Linked DNA regions of Homo sapiens: region 2 is linked to region 1. Evidence: read pairs that join two places in POLR2A ChIA-PET (ENCODE). Cell type or tissue: Panc1. All regions are shown on one strand. Each heading gives the region's core, and the rest is flanking DNA. Links, peaks and the distances in the headings are about the cores only. Region 1 has its middle 35 kb from the start of CAPRIN1. Region 2 overlaps LOC105376621 (a long non-coding RNA gene).

Region 1 (8,335 bases), core at 146-8,145:
TCACCGAGAATGGGCACCTGTGAGATTCTAAGAACCTCAGGACAAAAAGACTTCCTGCAAGTCCAAGTCCTGACTATGACGAGATATGACCTATGTTATACTCCAAACTAGTGAAATGGAATATTTCCATCCTTTTAAGACTTATGCTTTTTTATTATTAGCTTTTTTTTTTTTTTGAGACGAAGTCTCGCTCTTGTTGCCCAGGCTGGAGTGCAATGGGTGCGATCTTGGCTCACTGCAACATCTGCCTCCCAGGTTCAAGTGATTCTCCTGCCTCAGCTTCCTGAGTAGTTGGCATCACAGGCACCTGCCACCATGCCCGGCTAATTTTTGTAGTTTTAGTAGAGACAGGGTTTCACCATGTTGGCCAGGCTGGTCTCTAACTCCTGACCTCAGGTGATCCGCCCATTTCGGCCTCCCAAAGTGCTGGGATTACAGGTGTGAACCACCACACCTGGCCTAAAATTGTTTTATTTCAATAAAGCACCAATAGAATTCCATTTGCAGTGGTATAGTGTGTATACCTTTGTAATTAACAACACCAAGTAGATAGATAGGCTTCCTTCACACTGTAAAACATTATTTATTTTGAAATTATTAAAGAGTCACAGGAAATTGCAAAAATAGTACAGAGAGATCCCTTGTATTCTTTATTGTTTGTTTGTTTCCCATGTACCCTTTACTCAGTTTATCTCATGGTAACATCTTACATAACTATATTGGTATTTTTCAAATTTTCTATAAGATTTTATAATAGAAAAAGAAAGTCTTTTTCCAGTTATTGAAGGTTTTTGTTTTAAACTTTTGTTCTGAATTAGGTCTCTATCCTTGCTATACATACTTCATCTAATCTAACTCTCTGCGTATCACCAGAGGTGATATTCGAAATATTTAAAGATATTGAAAAATTAGTTCTGCTTTAAGTATGTCCAGTTGGAATACAGCCTGGTTCCAAGAACTAAAACAGAGCCCTGGGCATTCATGCTTCAGCTCTTCAGTCTCTAGATCATGAAGATATCTGGGAAAGGGAGGTAGGGAAGGTGGCTCTTGATCAACAGTATGGACATGTTTCAGCATCTGGACCATCATGCAGCTGTGCTGGAGAGCACCAGCTCATACCCAGCCCATATTTTCCTGTAATGCATTCATCCCATTGCTTTGAATTCATTGGATTATCCTTATTTGCCTCCTAAATATATTATCAGCTCTTTGAAAGCAAAGGCATATGCTTAATTTAACTCTAGAGCTCAGCATTGTGCCTTACTCAATATGTGACAAATTACTATTATTATTTTGAGACAGAGTCTTACTCTGTCGCCCAGGCTGGAGTTCAGTGGCACGATCTCGACTCACTGCAACCTCAGCCTCCTGGGTTCAAGTGATTCTCCTGCCTCAGCCTCCTGAGTAGCTGGATTACAGGCACATTCCACCACGCCCGGCTAATTTTTGTATTTTTGTAGAGACGGGGTGTCACCATGTTGGCCAGGCTGGTCTTGAACTCCTGACCTCGTGATCCGCCCACCTTGGCCTCCCAAAATGCTGGGATTACAGGCGTGAGCCATGACGCCCAGCCGTGACAAATTATTAATACATAAATGAAATGTTAAGTTCTAGTCCTGGGCCTGTCCTTAAACTAGCTGCATGAGCCTAGGCAGGTAACTCACTCTGCTCTCAGGATCCTCTTCTGTAAAATAAGATTCTTAAAATTTTCGGTCCCTTTGAGCTCTAAAGCTTCATAAGGAGTTTGCTAAGAGTTTCAAGAATTGCAATACTAATGGAAAACCTAGTGATAAAATAAAATTAAATCTTGGCAAATATCTGAGTGTCTATTATATGCAAAATACATAATTTTAAAAAATCTGGTGGGAAAGAAAAATGACTAAACAATCTTGCTTATGAAGAAATCAGTCTAGTGAAGACCATCTGCTATAATACTGTGATACAAGACAGAATGAAATAAGTGCTATAGGTGCTATAATATTATAATAAGGGCTATAATAGGCACACAAATAAGGCATTTCAGAAGTACATAGAAAGGAGCAATGCACTTTAATTGCCATCTAATTGTCACAACTCTGTGACATTTGTAACCAATTTCTTCCTCAAATTCCATGATTTAACTAATAAAGATTGAAAATATGGTATTGAGTGAATAAATAATATTTTAAGGCCATCGTTATTCATGGCACATGGTAAGTTATCTTTAAATATTTTTACAGTAGCTATCATCCTTTGAGCTGCTATTATCAACAGTTTGATAATATTTATGTGCATTGGGTTAAGAAATTTAAACATATCTCAGTAAATTTTCATCACAATCCCACGAAGTAGGTATATTAATTTTACAGATGAGGAAATCAATCAAGTAATTTACCTGAGGTCATACAGTTAGTAAGTGGCCATGCCCAGATTCAAATGAGGTTTGTCAGCTCCAAAGCTCTTGCTTTTTTTTTCTTTGTATATACAGAAAGAAAGTATAAAGCATTTGCTCTTAACTGCCATTTAAAAATAATGCACATCATAGCACTTTTAGTGACAAATATAAGATCATATAACTTTCACCAATATCAATAACAGAAAGGTAATATTAGTAAATGGGATGTCCTGGTACAAATTTTCCAGGATCATGAACCATTTGTCAGATTTTTACCCAGTATATGATTTTATTATTTATTTTATTTTATTTTTCTCCACCTGGCACTGAATTTGCACAGATTTTATCAAATACAGCACTTCAAAAATGTGAATTTAGTTTGGGTATAATTTTCCCAGGAAATACCAGTCAAAAATATTTTTACCAGTTCTTGTGTGCCAGTTACAGATTTAATGCCTCACAGCTCCAAATTCAACCTTTTTGCCTGTTCTGTGAAAATAGGCCTGGGCCTTTAAATATTTGTCCTTTGCCAGCTGACACTGAAGTTTGTCATAGAGGGAGCTGGAGAGACATTGCAGGAAAAAAGGATTTTTTTTTTTTTTTGAGACGGAGTCACCCAGGCTGGAAGCTCTGCCTCCCGGAGTCACGCCATTCTCCTGCCTCCCTAGTAGCTGGGACTACAGGCGCCCGCCACCAGGCCCGGCTAATTTTTTTTTGTATTTTTAGTAGAGACGGGGTTTCACCACGTTAGCCAGGATGGTCTCGATCTCCTGACCTCGTGATCCACCCGCCTCGGCCTCCCAAAGTGCTGGGATTACAGGAGTGAGCCACCGTGCCTGGCCAGAAAGAAGGATTTTATTTCTTGGTTCCTGCAGCATGCTTGAGTTACTGTGTAGCTTCCTCTAATACCAGGCCCCTTGGGCAGCACACGTCACTTCCCTGGTGGCCAGCTCCTATTGCATGAGGTGCTTCTCTAGTGTCCTACCCTTGAAGTGCATGGCAGCTCAGCAGCCAGGTTCCCCTGGTATCCTCCTCAGTGCTTCTATAGTGGCATGCACTCGAGGGAGCAGATTTCCAGCATGCTTTACTAATATAGCACCATGATGGACTTCTAAGCCATCTAATAAGCCATGGCCAAGCCCTCTCCAATAAGACCTGGATCTCAACTTTGGGGGCTATGGGGAATGGCTATTAGATGTACTGTTATATATTAGACCTGCATATATATATGTGCATATTTCCTATATTCTTTAGATTTCTCTTTTTACTAATGCATCCGTCATTACTCCAATCTCCTGTCCTGCCTCAGCCTCCTGAGTAGCTGGGATTACAGGCATGTACTACCACACCTGGCTAATTTTGTATTTTTAGTAGAGATAGGGTCTCACCATGTTGGCCAGGCTGGTCTTGAGCTCCTGACCTCAGGTGATCTGCCCACCTCGGCCTCCCAAAATGCTGGGATTACAGGTGTGAGCCACTGCACCCGACTTTTTTTTTTTTTTTTTTTGAGGGGGAGTCTCATTCTGTCGCCCCAGCTGGAATGCAGTGGCATGATCTCAGCTTACTGCAACCTCTGCCCTCCTGGGTTCAAGCGATTCTCCTGCCTCAGCCTCCAGAGTAGCTGGGACTATAGATGCGTGCCACCACACCTGGCTAATTTTTTTTTTTTTTAGTATTTTTAGTAGAGACAGGTTTCGCCACGTTGGCCAGGCTGGTCTTGAACCCCGACCTCAGGTGATCCGCCCGCCTTGGCCTCCCAAAGTGCTGGAATTATAGGTGTTAGTCACCGCACCTGGCCATATTTCTATTAGGCTTTCTCTGCCGTAATTCCTATTTGGTTTCCCTCTCCTGATTACACCCAGACTGATATACCTTGGTAAAAATCACAACTTATACCCTACTCTCTTATTTCTCAGTCAACTCAAAAAAGATAAACAAATGCCATGCATTTTAATTTCCTTTTGACATCTGAATTGTCCTGGAGTTTTACCTCCTCCATTTTGCTCCCCCTCCCACAAAGTCCTTCTTGATATACCCTATATTTTAGCTTCAGAGACTGTGGTGCTATTCTACAGAACAGACTGTGTTCTTGCCCATTCTCATAGACCCCAGTTCTTCTGCCCAGAATCTGTCCTTCCTGTAATGTTCTTCTTTTTTTTTTTTTTTTTGAGATGGAGTTTTGTTCTTGTTGCCCAGGCTAGAGTGCAATGGCGCCACCTTGGCTCACCGCAACCTCCGCTGCCCGGGTTCAAGTGATTCTCCTGCCTCAGCCTCCCAAGTAGCTAGGATTACAGGCATGTGCCACCACTCCTGGCTAATTTTGTATTTTTAGTAGAGATGGGGTTTCACCATGTTGGTCATGGCTGGTCTCGAACTCCCAACCTCAGGTGATCTGCCCGCGTCAGCCTCCCAAGTGCTAGGATTACAGGCGTGAGCCACCGTGCCCGGCCCCTGTAATGTTCTTAAAGAATCCCCACTTACCTTCAAGATCCAACTCCAGTATTATCTTTGCGAAGCTTCTTTGGCAGAGTTTTTCACAGATCTCTATTTTAGCAGTTAGCACACAGTATTTTATTTTTTCCAATAGACTAAAAGCTCCTTGAAGACAAGGACTGTGTCCTGTTTATTTTTATACTCCAAGCTCCTAGAATAGTGCCCAACACAAGTAGGAAATCAGTAAATGTTTGTCGAATAAATGTGTCTGCATATGATGCAAGAGATGGAAAATTTTCAAAGCCATTATTATTTATGATAATTGGCTATGACACAACTCAGCATTTCCTTTCTGACCATGTTATGAAAGTTATGGCAACTCAGGCCAGGCACAGTGGCTCACGCCTGTAATCCCAGCACTTTGGGAGGCCGAGGCGGGCAGATCACGAGGTTAGGAGTTTGAGACCAGTCTGACCAACATGATGAAACCCCGTCTCTACTAAAAATACAAAAATTAGCCGGGCATGGTGACGAGCACCTGTAATCCCAGCTACTCAGGAGGCTGAGGCAGGAGAATCATTTGAACCAGGGAGGCAGAGGTTGCAGTGAGCTGAGATCGTGCTACTGCTCTCCAGCTTGGGCGACGGAGTGAGACTCTGTCTCAAAAAAAAAAAGAAAGAAAGAAAGAAAGAAAGTTACGGCAACTCAGAGAATCAATTCTGCTCTCTGCTCTTGCAATTATTAGGACCTCCAGAGTCTGACTTACTCTGATCAGCTTAAAACCAGAATAGTCTCAAGTTTCTGTCCCTGGACCAACAAGGCAAGATGCTATTCCTAGCCTCAAGGTCTTATCTCAGTTCCTTACCTAGGGCGACTATATCAATAACCATGTGTCTTTAGTTAGCCAGCCTAGGGAGATCTTGGTGAGTTAACTACTGTCTTTTTTTTTTTTTTTGAGACATGGCCTCACTTTGTTGTCCAGGCTGGAGTGCAGTGGCACGAACATGGCTCACTGCAGCCTCAAACTCCCAGGCTCAAGTGATCCTCCTGCCTCAGCCCACCAAGTATCTGGGACTTCAGGCACGAGCCACCACACCCGGCTAATTTTTCTCTGACTTGTAGAGATGGGATTTTGCCGTATTTCCCAGGCTGGTTTTGAACTCCTGACCTCAGGTGATCCACCCGCCTCAGCCTCCCAAAGTGCTGGGATTACAGGTGTGAGCCACCATGCCCAGCCTTAACTGTCTTTTTAAACTTCACCTTTCTCACCTATACCTAACTCATGGAGGATGATTACATGAGACAATGCAAATAAAGCTTGCATGGTGCCTGACACCAAATGATCATTCAAATATTAGGTGCTAATAACATTCCCTTGTGCCCAGGGTTGCCAGAATTCCAACAGATCCTCCTTGTTCTTTTTCCCGGTTTGGAGATGGATCCCAGCCTGGACATTCTGACAGTGCATTCCTGGCAGCTTTGGAGATCTGGACAGCAGTCTTTACCCATTCTCTGCTACATAATGCCCAATTTATGATTTGGGCATCTCCAGTTCATCTCCTTGGAGCCCAGCCCATGCCACATCTCAGATTCACCTCTGTAAACCCACAGGTTTTATAGGTCATTCAGGATCCCTCAAGTCTCTCTCTGTCTCCTTTACCAGCTCTTGGCCTCTCCCACCCTGTATTCTCTCCCCACAGCTGATCACAGTCCAGCACATACAGTGACAGTTCAAAAGGAACAAAAGCAGAAGAAATTTCAGATCTTTTCCTCCCCAAAGCAGAATTTGTTGGGAAATTTCTAATCAGAAATAAATGATCCTGGGGTTTCAATATAATTGACGCGGAAGTAAGTGTGCTGCTAACCAGTATCTGTTTTTCTGTTTTCGTTGCCTGGAGAGGAGGAAACATTGGCTAGAGCTTCTCTATGCCTCAGAGACTTTGGACCAGCCTCTCTGGCTTCCTTCACTGATAACTGACTTTCAGCATGGCCCTGAAAGAGTTTAAGTCCTAGCCCTGTCTCTTGCTGTGTAAGCACGGGCAAGTTTCTTAACTCCTCTAATTCTCAATGTTTCCATCTATAAAATAAGATGGTCATAAGAGTGGTGGCTACTAGAAAAAAATTAGGCCCGGCATGGTGGCTCACACCTGTAATCCCAGCACTTTGGGAGGCCAAGGCGGGTGGATCACCTGAGGTCAGGAGTTTGAGACCAGCCTGACCAACATGGAGAAACTCCATCTCTATTAAAAATACTCAAAAATTAGCTGGGCGTGGTGGTGCATGCCTGTAATCCCAGCTACTCAGGAGGCTGAGGCAGGAGAATCGCTTGAACTTGGGAGGTGAGGTTGTGGTGAGGGGAGATCGTGCCATTGCACTCCAGCTTGGGCAACAAGAGCGAAACTCCATCTTGTAAATAAATAAATAAATAAATAAATAAGAAAATTAGATGATACACAGAAATTACTCAGCAAAGTACCTGGTACAGAATAAGCACCCAATTGAGAGTTAGATCTCTCTCTTTTTTTAAAATGGAGCCCAAATGGTCCAGAAATAATTAAAAAAAGGGAAGACACTGCCATCATGGTAGAATGCTTATATAGACCTGCAGAAAACGTCTTCCTGGAGGCCTATGGCAAAGGTGGGTTTTGAATAACTGTGTGACCTTTTTAGGTACCTTATGGATACTCAGAAGCTCCAGACTCATAAACTCAGGCATCTTTTTTTTCTTTACTGCCAGACATTACTGAGTTTTTCCAAATTGTGGTGAAATTTACCATTTTAACTATTTTTATCTTGGGCCATATTTAGCACTGTCCACAACTCTTGTAAAATGATCACGGATTAGTTAGGACTCCTTGTATTTCAAGATATAGAAAATTCATTTTAAAAAAGAGGGGAATAATGGGTTTATTTAACTGAAAGTACGGTGAAATCTGACTTTATGTATAATTTGATCCAACAGCTCAACTCATTTCAACTAAGGACTTGTTTCTCTCCATATTTTTTCTCTGCTCTCTGCTCTACTGGTTTTATTCTCCACAAAGTGGATTCCTGGCAGCCCCAGGCACCCCACTCTTGGTAATAAAATGGCTGCCAACCAGGTCATACCTCTAGTCCTTATAGCCACTCTTCAGGAAAGAGAGTGTCTTGTGGAACTCTTACCCCCTCAGAGGTTCCAATATCTCCTTCCACTGAGTTGTCTTAGATTGCATTGTTTGCTTATTTTGGAAAGACCAGTGCATAGTGACTGGCTTAAGCCAATTACAAGCCATCCTAGGATGAGAGTAGGGGCCAGTTGCACCTAAACCACATGGCTGACCAGGGGGAAGGATGCTTCCCTCAAAACAAAACTGGGGTTATTACCAGGAGAGGAAATGCCCACCAAAAACACTTCATCCTCGTCCCCAGCCCAGGAGTTCCCACCCACCATCCCAAATAGCATAATTTCATGTTTTCTCATCCTTAGCCTTACTCTAGCACACTTTTTTTCCCTTGCTGGTGTTCTGATCTCATTCTCCACTGCTATTC
Region 2 (8,335 bases), core at 184-8,183, 120 kb after region 1:
CCTTCATGCTCCTTCCCCATCCAACTGGCTGGAATTGAGAGGACCTCACACGTTGAAGACAGCAGAGCCTCCCTCTCCCTGGATCTTTAAACAGTTACACGGGAGAAGCCTGCCCTGCCAACTGTTCACCAATCCAGTACTATTAGGGGAAAAGAAGTGAACTTCAAGGATGTGGAGTCATTATATATTTTGAGATCCCTTGTTTAAGCAGCTATTCTAATTTAACTAAGACAGCAACTAATTCTTCAACTTTTACATCTGTAAGATGGAAGGAATGAGTAGTAGTAACAGATATTTAACAGCAATGGATGCTTTTGCTATTTGTCATAGACAAAAAAGTTCAAAGGGTTTGGGATTCTTTTTATGATTGTTCCAGGGGCTGTCTTCTGGGACAATTGGTAGGATCATCTTTACACTTTTCTTTGCCTTGGTTCTTCCATGGCAAGATAGATAGATAGATAGATAGATAGATAGATAGATAGATAGATAGATAGATAGAAAATAGATTTTTTTGAAGGTAAAGTATAACCATTATGCTCTCTAAAATGGCGGCAACCAATTGAACTCCTTCATTGGCAGGTGGAGATATTAAAGCAGGATATAAGGCATCAGGAAAAACCTGGTTTTCTGTATCCCTGGTCATTGCTCTGCCAACTCACCCCTGCCCAGGTATTTATAGTAATGTCAGGCATCTTTAGCCTGAGCCTTATCCAGACACAAGGCCAATGGTATCATGGCTTCATGGTACCACAGGAACTTGCTCTTTATTAATGAGCACATGCGGTCTGGAAATAGGCTATTTTCAGCTGCTTTAGCCTTTGATTAGGATGCTGTTGGTTAATAGTGATAGAAAACTCAAATCAAGGTGATTTAAGCTAATAGAGAATTTATTGATCCATGTAACTGAAAACTCCAGGGTTAGGGGCTGGCTCTAGGCACAGCTGGATTCGAAGGCTCCAACGATGTCATTAGGACTTGGTCTTCCTGGGCCTCTCTTCCTTGCCCTGCTCTATTTCATCTTTCAGTCTTGGCTCCATACGGTGGCAAGATAGCTGCAGCAACATCAGCTACCCAAGGTGACCCTTCTCTGAACCAATCCCAGTGGCCTGGGAGGCACCATGCTTTGATTAGCCAGGCATGCTCACGTGGCCTACTCTGGAAGTTGGATGTGGGAACTCCACCAAGAACACAGGGACTAAGAGTAAGGAAGGAATGGCTTTCCAAGGGACTATCAAGGGGGAGAGATGGGTGCCAAGGAGCCAACCATGCCAAGTACCAAGAGATGAGGGGGTGCTATGTTCAGATTGTAGCTTTGTGCTGCACCTTTACACCTCCCTGCTCTGGTGGTGCTAACCCACCTCCCTGGCCCTTCTAAATCCTGGGAAGGGGGACTCAAGTCCTTATTCAGAACTCCAGCAGCAGGCTATAAATCCTGTCCCACTTGCCTGAGCCCTTTCAGCCCCTTCACTCAAGGCTAGTTTCCAGATTACCCTAACCTGGAGCTGGCGCCATGTCCTGCAGGAGACGGGAGAGGGCAGAGGGCAGCTTCGGGCTCTTAGGTAGAATTTCTTCTTTTTAAATTTTAATTATTATTTTTTTGAGACAGAGTCTTTCTCTGTCTCCCAGGCTGGAGTGCAATGGTGTGATCTTGGCTTACTGCAACCTCTGCCTCCTGGGTTCAAGTGATTCTCCTGCCTCAGCCTCCTGAGTAGCTAGGAGTACAGTCGCACACCACCAAGCCTGGCTAATTTTTGTATTTTTAGTAGAGATGGGGTTTCACCATGTTGGCCAGGTTGGTCTTGAACTCCTGACCTACATTGATCCTCCCGCCTCGGCCTCCCAAAGTGCTGGGATTACTGGTGTGAGCCAAAGAGCCTGGCCTTACATAGAATTTCTGCCTATGGATCTCACTTTTCTCTGCATTAATACTTACCGCTCTGTTTTCTGACTCTGTTGCCATCAATTCCCCATACAACTTCCTGCCTATTCCATCAGGTTGGGCTCTGTGGTTATTGTCACCTGCCTAAATTGCACTTGGGTTTTACTCACACTCCTTTGGACCTAACTGTCAAGTTCTCAAGAGAGAAGGTCCCATCTCTTTGGTCTTATCGCAGTGAATCCTTACACCACCACCATGAAATGGGCATTATAATTCCTACCTTTTACAGGTAACAGAATAGAATAGAATAGAGGCATGGCAAGCTAAAATAACGAGTCCATGGTTACACATCTGGCAAGGGACAGAACTAGGATTCAAACACAGCCGGTCCGACACTAGGGGCTGTGCTCCTAACTTCTACATGATAGTGCTCAGTTTTAGGGGGAGAGGCTCAGGTGTTACAAAGGGCTTACCCAGAGTTGGGGAACAGTCCCAGGTAGACTATGCCAAACCAAAACAGAACCATCACCAGGAGTTGGCAATGAGTTGTCAGGCTGTCCTAACCTAGAGATTGGGCTCAGCCAATGTCACCAACAGGGAGGAACTCAGACCAGGAACACAAGGGCTCAGAATCCAGTTGCTAAGGTCCGAATAACAAGTGCAGGTGCCCAAATCTGGGGAGGGCAGGGCCGGGGAGAAAGGTGATCTGCCAGGAGGCAATTGACCTGCCCCCTTAAATGCAGATGTTTCCTTCCTCAAGTGCATATCTTGGCTCATGATTCAACCCCTTTATACTCATAGAATCTGGACCTCAAAACATTAAACAGAGATGTTTACTGTGGGTTGGGAAGGGGGACAGAGGTGGAGAGCTAGAGTTCAAAAACCGTATGAAGATGTTTTCTGAGCTGAATACCCCCAGTAGGGCCACACGATGCCCAGGGGACTCACTAGGAGATTTAAGGCATGTACAGAGGTAAGAGAAAATGAGAAACAAGAACATGAAAACTAGAAGAGGAAGGAAGACAAGGCCAAAAAAAGAGAAAACCGAGGCCACTCTAGCGGGAGGTCAGAGACTTGTGCTTTGGCAATTACTGGAGTTGTCCCACAGCGCTGCCCCTCAGAAACCTACACCAGGGTTGGAGGGAGCCATGGGTGGACAGGCTGTACCTGATAACTTGTGCTTCCTTCCCCCAGTTTTCCCACTCTCGTTAATGAGTTTTGAGACAAAATGTCTCTCCCCAGGCTAGAAGAGCTTCAGTAACAAGATGTCCAGAGTTAGTTGACACTCAGGTGAAAAGCCTCTTGCAGAAAGGAATTTTTTTTTAATGCCATCATAAAACTTCCCAGCTCACCTAGGCCTGCCGTGGAAATGGTGCCTCCAAGGACAGAGAGGAGATCAGAGCATCTGATCTGAAGCCGAGGCATAAGGGAAAGTTGGGAATACACAATCCTCTCCCAGACAGAATCAAACTTGCCTTTCTGCAACATCTGATTTTGCAAGAAGTGACGGACTGAGAGTAGGAGAGGAAAAGGAGAGTTCAAACAAGGTCACTTGACCCACCTAACCCTGTCCAGAGGAATGAAGCCTGAGAAAGCCTCCCAGAGACCCGTCCTCAATTTCGCCTTGACCTTTTCTGGGTTTATCCATGTGCAGCAGGGGCAGCTGTCCCGAACTAATCCTCTGCCTAATTCGAGCTCTTCACCCTCCATTCTGTCTCAATTAAACAAACGCGGGTCTGCCAGGCCGTTTCCATAGACCACTCCCTCACATGAGAGGCATTCCAGCATCTGGGCTCTGGAGTCAGGAAGAGCTCTGTCCAAATGTCACTCTGCCATTTCCTAGCTGAGTCACCCTGGATGACTGCCCATCCCTACGCCTCTGTTCTCTCAGCAGTGAGTTGGGGAAAATTGTACTCATCTAGAAGGGCTCAGAGAAACAACAGGGAGAGAGTGCTGAAGGCATTGTGATGAAAAATATTGCTGAATTATTAAACATTAAATTATCAAAATTATTAATCGCATTAAAATATCATTACACACTTACCTGACCCAAAGTCTTAATGATAGGGTTCAAGAGGCTTTTCCTCCCAGAGGTGCAGCTTTGAGGGGCTTTTGTACACTGGCCCTAGAGACACAGGGGTGAATAAGACAGGTACCAGCTCTCAAAGGCACACAGTGAGCAGGGGCCACAAGACAGCCTAACGCTCAACTAGAATCAATGCTAAACATACTATGACAGATAAATGTACAGTGTGCTCTCAAGAGATAACAGTGCCCACCTAGGAAACTTAGGGAGTTGTCATTTGATCTGGGCCTGGAAGAGCGAGCTGGATTTGATTGGATGGATTGTTCTTGGCAGAGGAATGACATTTCAGGAAGAGGGAACAGCAGGAGCAAAAAGTATGATGTTTGGATTCCACTCGGGATATTGGGAACACATGAGAAGGACTAGAGAATGCAGTCTGTTATGTGGGATGGCAGGCTAGGAGATGAGAAAGGTAAGCTAGTCAAGACTCGGAAGTGGCTAATACAACTGAAAGTGGTCCCATAGGACAATGGGAGAACTTTCAGTGATGATGGAAATGTTCTACATCTGCCCGTCCAATATGGTAGCCACTGGCCCCATGTGGCTATTGAGCACTTTATTTATTTATTTATTTTTATTTTTTGAGACAGAGTCTTACTCTGTCACCCAGACTGGAGTGCAGTGGTGCAATCTCGGCTCACTGCAACCTCTGCCTTCCGGGTTCAAGAGATTCTCCTGACTCAGCCTCCTGAGTAGCTGGGATTACAGGCGCACGCCACCATGCCCAGCTAATTTTTGTATTTTTAGTAAAGGCGGGGTTTCAACATGTTGGCCAGGCTCGTCTCAAACTCCTGACCTCAAGTGATCTGCCTGCCTCCGCGTCCCAAAGTGTTGGGATTATAGGCGTGAGCCTTCGTGCCCGGCCTATTGAGGACTTTACAGGAAGCTAGTAAGACTGAGCTGTGAAATTTTTAGTTTTATTTAATTTTAATTAGTTTGAATGTAAATTTCAATAGCCACATGCAGCTAGTGGCTACTATTCTGGACAGTATAGCCACAGAACTTATGACAATGACTCAAGGCCCTCATCTTGCAGTCCCATCCTCAGCCCATAAAATGGGAGCCCCGCCCAAGCTGCTGCTGTGATTATGCAGCAGGGTAGATGAGTTTGGGGCTGAAATATAATTTATTTCCTGCTTGCTAAGCCACGCACTCTGATGTGGCAGTGTCTGCCCAGAGGAAGAGGCAGCTTTTTCTAATTCTTACAGAGGCATCATGTGGGCTAGCAGTAGCCCTGCTTCCTCTGAAGTTTGTTGCTCAGTGATCTGTCTGCATGTAGAGTCAGGTTTCTTTTCATCTCCTGCTTCCTGGAGTCACTGGGCCAGGTACGCACACCTGGAACATGGCCCAGGTGGGATGTGCTGGGCACTGACTGTTAGTGATGCTCCCACAGTGTGAGAAGGCCGGGTCCTCAGTATGGCTGTCAGTGTAAAGTTCTATTCTGCATCCCAAATTCTGCCCACAGGCAGATCCTTTGGCCTAAACTTGAGGAGGAGGTAATGATCTCTACTTTGACCACAGGTTGAAAGGGCAGTCACTATTCCACTTTGCCAGCAAGAGAGCACATATTATAGTTTAATTCTCACTTGGCTTCCTGGTCTATTTCTCAGTTGTTTCTAATACAAAGAGGAAAGGTAAAGTCATGATACTTTTTTGGAGCCTCCTACCTCCCAGCAAAAAGGACATGCACATACTTTCCAATCTTGAATGCAAAAGCGGTGACATATTCACGAGCCAACAAGTACACACATGACATTACTGCTCTAAAACACAGGCACAGACTGTCAAGAGTTGGAAGGAATATTGAATTCTAAAATCTCATCATAAGATGAGGAAACTTGAGTCTCAGAGAAGTTTGATGATCCGCTCAAGCCAGGTAGGAGCCAGATATGGCTAGATCCCATTTCTCCTGAATCAACCCATACCTAATTATTAAAATTAAAGGTTGCGAACTGGTAGCCATTAGTTAAAGTCAGCCTGCTGATTTTTAATTTTTTGTCCTCAGTGTTGGCTCATGCACAACTTAAAAAATATTTTTGCCAGCCTGGCCAATAAAGCAAGCCCCATCTCTACAAAAGAAAAAAAAAGATTTTTAAAAAACTTAGCCAGGCATGATGACTTGCATCTGTAGTCTCAGCTAATAAGGAGGATGAGGCAGAGGACTGCTTGAGCCAGGAGTTGTAGTCTGTGGTGAGCTATGATCACACCACTGCACTCCAGCTTGGGTGACAGGGCAAGACCCTGTTTTGAAAACAAAATTAAAAAAATATATATATTTGGCTTTATTTAAAAGACGAAAGAATTCACTTTGAAATCCAAATTAACGAACATTTCTGGGCCTGTAAATCTACATGGTAGAAGGGGCTGAAGCAATGTCGTGCCTGATCCTACCATAGAGAGGATAAAGGGGAGGAATGAGGGATGGGGATCATTTCAGACACTGATAATTCAAGCAGTTAAGCTGGATCACAAAGTAATATATGCTGCTTTCAAAATGTCTAGTTCATGATTCATTATTGCTTATTATGAGGACTTAGAGTTTCAATCTGTAGAAGTTTCAATAAAATACAGATCTTAGAGATCATGCAGTCAAGCCAATTCATTTTACAGATGAGCATCACAGGTCCCAGACCACACACGCCTTCAGATAAAAACAGGGTCGCAGAGGTGGTGACCAGGCCGGAGTTGGTGGATTCCCCTGGCTCCTGCACTATGGGGGCGCTAGATCTGTCACATTCCTTGCCCCTTTACAAATAGTTTTGGGAGCAAATCCCCAGGAATGTTTCTTGTGGATTCACATGTATCAAGGATACTCATTTCCACACCAAAGGCATTGATGCCCCACCTGGCACATAACAGCCACTCAATAAATGTGTTAGATGAATGAATGAATGAATGTGTAAGTGTGAATGACCTCAAAGGTGAGTGATGCTGCCTAAACCAAGGTCATCGAAACTGGCCCTTAGGGCACCATTCCCTGAAGCCACCCGTGCCATCATCTTTATTCACAGCCAAGCAGCTGGCCCCAGAGCTTTGTGTCTTGCTCTTCCCCAGATATCTCAGTGAAAAGCCTTTGATTCAATTTTCACTCCCTCTCTTATAGCTCTCTTGCTCTAGGACTCCACTGGGGGTCCGAGAGCTGTTCTTCCTCTGCTATTTCCTGTTGTTCTTGAATAAAACAAATGCCCCTTCAACTTTGCTTCTCCATGGGACATGTTGTTCTCTGAGAGGCTCCTTGATCCTGCAAGTAATTAGGTCTGGAAGGGAGGGTGTCCTATTGGCCCTCCAGACTGGTTCAGACATGTCTAGACCCAGCTTAAATTACCTTGTCTGTTACACAAGGATGGTAACATGTTGGAAAGAAAATGAGACAAGCACTTTGCTGCTGTCTGGTAGAGCAGGTGGGGCTCCTGTTTAACATTTGCTGATCTCCACTTAAGAGCAGAACATCATCAGCCTTAGTCGCCATGCTGAAATGGGCTCTGTCACTTGGATAGCGTTTGTCAGTTGAAAGCTTTCTCTCCATAAACATCAACAGACTGGAAACCCAGTGAAAACTTTGTTTTTAATATTTAAAAATTAAGTCTCCACATGCACTCTGGGACAGAGGGGCAATAAATTACAACTTGCTATGTGCCAGAGATTATACTAATTGTATATCTGATTAAATTCTCACAACAGCCTTAAGAGGGTTTTGTAATCCTCATCTGCAGATGAAAAGTGGAGGAGGAGAGAGTAAGTGGCTTGCCTGAGTAAGGGCCAAGACGGAATTCAAACCCAGATTTTTGATGTCACAAAGCTAGTATCCTGGCGGGGCGTGGTGGCTCATGCCTGTAATCCCAGCACTTTGGGAGGCCGAGGCAGGTGGATCACTTGAGGTCAGGAATTTGAGACCCACCTGGCCAATGTGGATAAACCCTGTCTCTACTAAAAATACAAAAATTAGCCGGGCGTGGAGGCAGGCGCCTGTTATCCCAGCTACGAGGGAGGCTGAGGCAGTAGACTTGCTTGAACCCAGGAGGCTGAGGTTGCAGCGAGCTGAGATCACGCCCTGCTGCACTCCAGCCTGGGTGACAGGAACAAGACTCTGTCAAAACAAAACAAAAAAAAAAGCTAGTATCCTTCTCTTAGTGTTGCCCCCTGCAGAGGAACTGTTTTTTTTTTTTTTTCTTTTAAAGCACCCTACATCACATAATGTCAGCTGGACTTTTCTGTGATATTAACACTGGGATCCTGTAAAACACTATATTCTGACCATAGTCTGACACTCTGCATAATGAACAATTAGCCGGGAAAACATAGTATTTGAACCTCCTTTGCAGAGAGGAAATTCTCACAACTCCAAAGCAATAGTCAGCCCACAGTCAATG

The links. ChIA-PET counts read pairs that join two places held together with the same protein. Peaks named below come from ENCODE experiments on the same cell type or tissue, not always from the same donor. Only the 100,000 strongest peaks of a DNase experiment are listed, where the experiment ranks them.
Region 2: POLR2A ChIA-PET joins it to region 1 with 11 read pairs; 2 of 35 experiments call an interaction of 5 or more read pairs at or near these places.

The regions. Positions count from the first base shown.
Region 1 is chr11:34,012,498-34,020,832 of GRCh38, reverse strand. No RefSeq gene overlaps it. Among named protein-coding and RNA genes, the nearest start is that of CAPRIN1, 35 kb to the left of the region's middle. In Panc1, for the core only: no CTCF peak of the experiment used is centred there; no DNase peak of the experiment used is centred there.
Region 2 is chr11:33,894,902-33,903,236 of GRCh38, reverse strand. All of the region lies in intron 1 of LOC105376621 (a long non-coding RNA gene), which reads right to left. Among named protein-coding and RNA genes, the nearest start is that of LMO2, 7.0 kb to the right of the region's middle. In Panc1, for the core only: no CTCF peak of the experiment used is centred there; a DNase peak (open chromatin) is centred at 3,719; H3K27me3 peaks cover 240 bases.